2 separate regions of the Homo sapiens genome follow, and region 1 is linked to region 2. A link is an interaction called in ENCODE POLR2A ChIA-PET data of the cell type or tissue named here. Cell type or tissue: IMR-90. All regions are shown on one strand. Each heading gives the region's core, and the rest is flanking DNA. Links, peaks and the distances in the headings are about the cores only. Region 1 overlaps SAMHD1 (SAM and HD domain containing deoxynucleoside triphosphate triphosphohydrolase 1). Region 2 overlaps MTCL2 (microtubule crosslinking factor 2).

Region 1 (2,912 bases), core at 321-2,820, 59 kb after region 2:
GTGCGTCTTTCAATTTGGGATCAGTAGAGTATAAAATCTCCAGAAAAATGTTATCTGCCAATTTAATGACATTTCAGTTATATTAAAATAAAAACACAGAGTTAAAGAATTATATAGTGCTATTCTATTGAAATGATCTTAACAGGCAGTTCGCAAATGTAGGTACATTATTATTTTAGCAATGTGAGAAAAATTTTTAAAAGATTTAAGTGAAAAAACCTTTTAAAACTGTTCCAGTCGGCCAGTCATAGTGGCTCATGCCTGCAATCCCAGCACTCTGAGAGGCCGAGGCGGGCGGATCACTTGAGGTAAGGAGTTCAAGACCAGCCTGTCCAACATGGTGAAATCCTGTCTCTACTAACAATACAAAAAAATTAGCTGGGTGTAGTGGCGGGCGCCTGTAATCCCAGCTACTCAGGAGGCTGAGGCAGGAGAATTGCTTGACCCCGGAAAGTGGAGGTTACGGTGAGCCAAGATTGTGCCATTGCACTCAAGCCTGGGCAACAAGAGCGAGAGACTGTCTCAAAAAAAAAAAAAAGTTCCTGTCAATGTCTTGGATTTACTTCCAGGTAATCCAGAGAGTGGGGAAGGATAGAGAGAAATAAGACTGCATTGGAGTTGATGACTGCTGAGCTGGGTGATGGGCACATAAAGGTGTATGGATTTATTGTTGACATGTTTTATTTTGTCTTTAAGAAAGAATGGTGGCTAGGCGCTGTGGCTCACACCTGTGATCCCAGCAATTTGGGAGGCCAAGGCAGGTGGATCACCTGAGGTCAGGAGCTTGAGACCAGCCTGGCCAACATGGCAAAACCCTGCCTCTACCAAAAATACAAAAATTAGCCGGGCATGGCGGTGCATGCCTGTGGTCCCAACTACTCAGGAGGTTGAGGCAGGAGAATCGCTTGAACCCTGGAGGTGGAGGTTGCAGTGAGCCGAGATGGCGCCACTGCACTCCCACCTGGGTGACAGAGTGACACTATCTAAAAAATAAAAATAATAAAAAGAGAACGGTCCTGAAGTATTTACAAGCAAAATTATGTCTAGGATCTGCTTCTAAATTGTCCAGTGTTTGACAAGAGTGGGTAGATGAAGCAAAACTGCCATGTGTTGATAACTGTTGAAGCTAAGTGACAGGTACATGGCTTTGTAAATTTCTATAATAATAAAACAATGATTTTTTAATGTCCCATTCGATGATGAGAGTAGAAGAAATGTTTTTCCTTTCTTTCATTTTCTCCCAATTTTTATTTTGAAAAATTTCAAAATAAAATATCCTTCACTTAAATTCAACAATTGTTAATGTTTTTCTGCATGCGCTTTCTCCATATATATATATCTGTGCAATTTTTTTTTTTTTGAGACAGAGTCTTGCTTTGTCACCCAAGTTGGAGTGCGGTGGCGTGATCTTGGCTCACTGCAACCTCTACCTCCTAGGTTCAAGTGATTCTCGTGCCTCAGCCTCCTGAGTAGCTGGAACTACAGGTACATGCCACCACACCCAGCTAATTTTTGTATTTTCAGTAGAGATTGGGTTTCCCCATGTTGGCCAGGCTGGTCTCGAACTCCTGGCCTCAAGTGATCCACCCGCCTCAGCCTCCCAAAGTGCTGGGATTCCAGGTATGAGCCACTGCACCTGGCCTTTTTTTTTTTTTTTAAGGAGACAAGGTCAGGTTCTGTGGCCTAGGCTGAAGTGCAGTGGCGCGATCATAGTTCACTGCAGCATCAAAGTCCTGTGCTCAAGCAATCCTCCTGCCTCAGCCCTTGAGCAGCTGTGACTACAGACGTACACCACCATGCCTGGCTAAATTTTTTTTTGTTTGTTTTTGAGACAGGGTCTCGCTCTGTTGTCAGGCTGGAGTGAAGTGGCACGTGATCATGGCTCACTGCATCCTCGACCTCCTGGACTCAGGCAATCCTCACGCCTCAGCCTCCTGAGTAACTGGGACTATAGGCACATGCCACCATGCCCAGCTAAACCAAAAGCTAGTTTAAATGTAAATATAATTTGAAAAAATTAATCTTCCTGCCTTAGTCTCTTGAACAGCTGGGACTAAAGGCACATGCCGCCACACCTGGATAAAGATGACTTTTTTTTTTTTTTTTTTTTTAGACAGACTCACCCTGTTACCCAGGCTGGAGTGCAATGGTGCGATCTCAGCTCACTGCAACCTCCGCCTCCTGGGTGCAAATGATTCTCCTGCCTCAGCCTCCAGAGTAGCTGGGATTACAGGCGCCAGGCTGGTCTCGAACTCCTGACCTCGTATCTGCCCACTTCGGCCTCCCAAAGTGCTGGGATTACAGGCGTAAGCCACCATGCCTGGCTGACTTTTTAAAATATGGCATCACTTGCATTATTATGAATGAAAATTAAAAGTAAATATCTTCAGCTTGTTCAATTTTTTTTTTAACTTTTATTTTACTTATTTATTTATTTTATTTTTGAGAAGGAGTCTTGCTCTGTCATCCAGGCTGGAATACAGTGATGCCATCTCAGCTAATTGCAGCCTCCGCCTCCTGGGTTCAATTGATTCTCGTGCCTCAGTCTCCGAGTAGCTGGGACTACAGGCACCCGCCAGCACGCCCAGCTAATACTTTGTATTTTTAGTAGAGACAGGGTTTCACCATGTTGGTCAGGCTGGTCTTGAACTCCTGAACTCAAGTGATCCACCTGCCTCAGCCTCCCAAGGTGTTGGGATTATAGGCGTGAGCCACCCTGCCTAGCCTTACATGTATATTTTTAAAGAACAATGTATATAGTTCTTGTAATTTAATTTTTAAATTTTTTCTCTATCATTATTATTATTATTTGATACAGGGTCTCGCTCTGTTACCCAGGCTGGACTTCAGTGGTGCAATCTTGGCTCACTGCAACCCCGGCCTCCTGGGCTCCAGTGATCCCCCCAACCTCA
Region 2 (2,912 bases), core at 284-2,783:
CGAGGCGGATGGATTACCTGAGGTCAGGAGTTTGAGACTTGCCTGACCAACATGGTGAAACCCCATCTCTACAAAAAAATACAAAAAAATTAGCCAGGCTTGGTGGCGTGTGCCTGTAATCCCAGCTACTCGGGAGGCTGAGGCAGGAGAATCGCTTGAAACCCAGAGGCAGAGGTTGCAGTGAGCTGAGATTGCAACAATGCACTCCAGCCTGGGCGACAGAGACAGACTGTTTCAACAAACAAAACACGGCTACCACCTATTAGGAGGCTCACTAATTACCAGGCCCCCGCACAGGCAGTACGTGCATTATCAGTTGACAGTTTAATCCTCTTACCGACCCTGTGAGGTAGGTGCTGAAAACGTTCCTGTTTTGCAGATGAGGAGACGAGGCTCAGAAGCTTCGCAGAGCTGCTTGAGCAAGGGACCTGCGGGGCTGGATTCCAAACAAGCCACGTGGCCCTGGGTCAGTGCGTCATAACTGTGCTCTTCCAATTTGTTCAGCTATTCCCTCTGCTAGAACGGCCTTTGCCAGGCTGACTCCTGACTATCTCATCCTTCCAGAACATTTCCTTCCCAGACTCTGATTCAAACCCCACACTCTGAAATCTATGGTCCGTTGTGCTGGTAATTTTAGGTTGTATTTGTCTGTTTTCATGTCAATCTTCCCCAAGAGCTAGGGAGAAGGGCAGGGGCTGGTTTGTGTCTAGTCCTCAGCATCACCCAGGGCAGACCGTGGCACAGAGCAGGTACCTGTCACTGTCTATGGGTAGATGTAGGAATTAAAGAATGAGTATGGGGCCAGGCGCGGTGGCTCACGCCTGTAATCGCAACACTTTGCAGAGGCCAAAGAGGGAAGATCCCTTGAGCTCAGGAGTTTGAGACCAGCCTGGACAACATAGCGAGACCCCATCTCTACAAAAAAATTAAAAATTAGCCAGGCATGGTGCTGTACACCTGTAGCCTCAGATACTCAGGAGGCTGCAACAGGAGGATCACTTGAGCTTGGGAGGTTGAGGCTGCAATAAGCAAGGATTGCACCACTACACTCCAGCCTGAGTGACACAGAGACAGTCTGACTCAAAAAAAAAAAAAAAAAAAAGAGTATAGCTTCTGTCCTGCCCAGTCCACAACTCCCAGCCAGCTGCAAAGAGTTAGGAAGACAGGAGTTCAAGACCAGCCTTGGCAACACAGTGAGTCTCCGTCTCTACAAAAAAATAAAAAATTTTAAAAACTTAGCTGGGCATGTGCCTGTAGTCCCCAGCTACTCAGGAGGCTGAGGCAGGAGGTTCACTTGAGCCCAGGAGTTCCAGGCTGCTGTGAGCCATGAGTGCACCACTGCACTCCAGGCTAGGTGACAGAGTGAGACCCCTGTCTCTAAATAAAAATGAGAGAGGGAGAGCCTGGGCAGATCAGAACTGGTCGCAGATCCCTATGCCACCCAAGGAGGGTAGGCAGGGTCTGTCTACGTAGGGAACCTCCTGCTCACCCACCCACTCCCTGCCCACAAGGTGCATCTCTGTCCACCCCCTGCCAAACCATGAGCTCAGCCTGCAGGAAGCAGCCTCTCAAAGGCAAACCTGCTCCCCTCGATGGACTGATTCCCAAGAATCCTGGGAGAATTGTCCAGGAAGAGCCTCTTGGTCCCGGCTGGGCCGGACAGCCAAACATGAGCTCACACTACTGCTAATAATAGCAAGATCTTGCACAGCAGCAGAGGGCTTCACAGTTTACAAAGACATTCCATCTGAATCATCTCACAGATCCTCACTGAACCCCCCACTCCCAGTAAGGAAAGACAGGAACCATCATCCATGTTCTACAGATGAAGAACTTCAGAGAAGCACAGGGAAGGTGGGTGGTGCCCAAGCACACGCAAACAGGCAGGGGGAGGGGGTGAGACCTCCAAGCAGGACTCAAAGTCCAACCACCAACTTCAAGATCTTTCCTTGGAACCAGAACTCAGGGAGTCCATGAACTTGGAAAATCACATCTTCCTTTTCACTGACCTCTAAGTAAAATGTAGCATTTCCTTCTATTCTGGGCCTATGAACAAATCATCATTATATGAGTAATATCTGTGACTTTGCCACCAAAAAAAAATCACAGGTATTTTCATATCATATAACAGTTGCTGCAAAAATGTCAAAATATTATTTACACTCATCAGTAGTTTGAAATTATGCTAGTTAGATCTGTCACCAGAATTTATGAGTTAATAAGCACACATATTACTATGTTGTAATTTAAAAATACTTTAATAACTGTGTTTCAATATAGTTGGTTTCCTTTTTTTTTTTTTTTTTTGTGACGGAGTTTCACTCTTGTTACCCAGGCTGGAGTGCAATGGTGCAATCTCAGCTCACTGCAACCTCTGCCTCTGGGGTTCAAACGATTCTCCCACCTCAGCCTCCCGAGTAGCTGGGATTACAGGCATGCAGCACCACGCTTGGCTAATTTTTGTATTTTTAGTAGAGACGGGGTTTCGCCTCGTTAGACAGTCTGGTCTTGAACTCCTGACAGGTAATCCACCCGCCTCGGCCTCCCAAAGTGCTGGGATTACAGGTGTGAGCCACCGCACCCAGCCAAAATAAGATATAACTTTAAATGTTGAAATGAAATACAGGCGGGAGAAGCAGAGCTCCACTTTCAAATCACACTTTTTACTTATTTTATTCTTTAAGACAGGGTCCCTCTGTGTCACCCAGGCTGGAGCACAGTGGCTTGATCACAGCTCACTGTAGCCTTGACCTCTTGGACTAAAGTCATCCTCCCACTTCAGCCTCCTGAGTAGCTGGGACTACTGGCACACACCACCATGCCTGGCTGAATGTTGTATTTTTTGTAGAGAGGGGGTCTTGCTTTAGTGATTTACCAGCCTGGGCTGGTAAATCACACTTTAAGTGTTCTAA

The links. ChIA-PET counts read pairs that join two places held together with the same protein. Peaks named below come from ENCODE experiments on the same cell type or tissue, not always from the same donor. Only the 100,000 strongest peaks of a DNase experiment are listed, where the experiment ranks them.
Region 1: POLR2A ChIA-PET joins it to region 2 with 9 read pairs; 6 of 35 experiments call an interaction of 5 or more read pairs at or near these places.

Annotation. Positions count from the first base shown.
Region 1 is chr20:36,905,450-36,908,361 of GRCh38, forward strand. It overlaps SAMHD1 (SAM and HD domain containing deoxynucleoside triphosphate triphosphohydrolase 1), which reads right to left. Exons shown (of 16, transcript NM_015474.4): 12 at 1-54. Among named protein-coding and RNA genes, the nearest start is that of TLDC2, 31 kb to the left of the region's middle. In IMR-90, for the core only: no CTCF peak of the experiment used is centred there; no DNase peak of the experiment used is centred there.
Region 2 is chr20:36,846,772-36,849,683 of GRCh38, forward strand. All of the region lies in intron 1 of MTCL2 (microtubule crosslinking factor 2), which reads right to left. Among named protein-coding and RNA genes, the nearest start is that of MTCL2, 15 kb to the right of the region's middle. In IMR-90, for the core only: no CTCF peak of the experiment used is centred there; DNase peaks (open chromatin) are centred at 480 and 1,700; H3K27ac peaks cover 2,004 bases.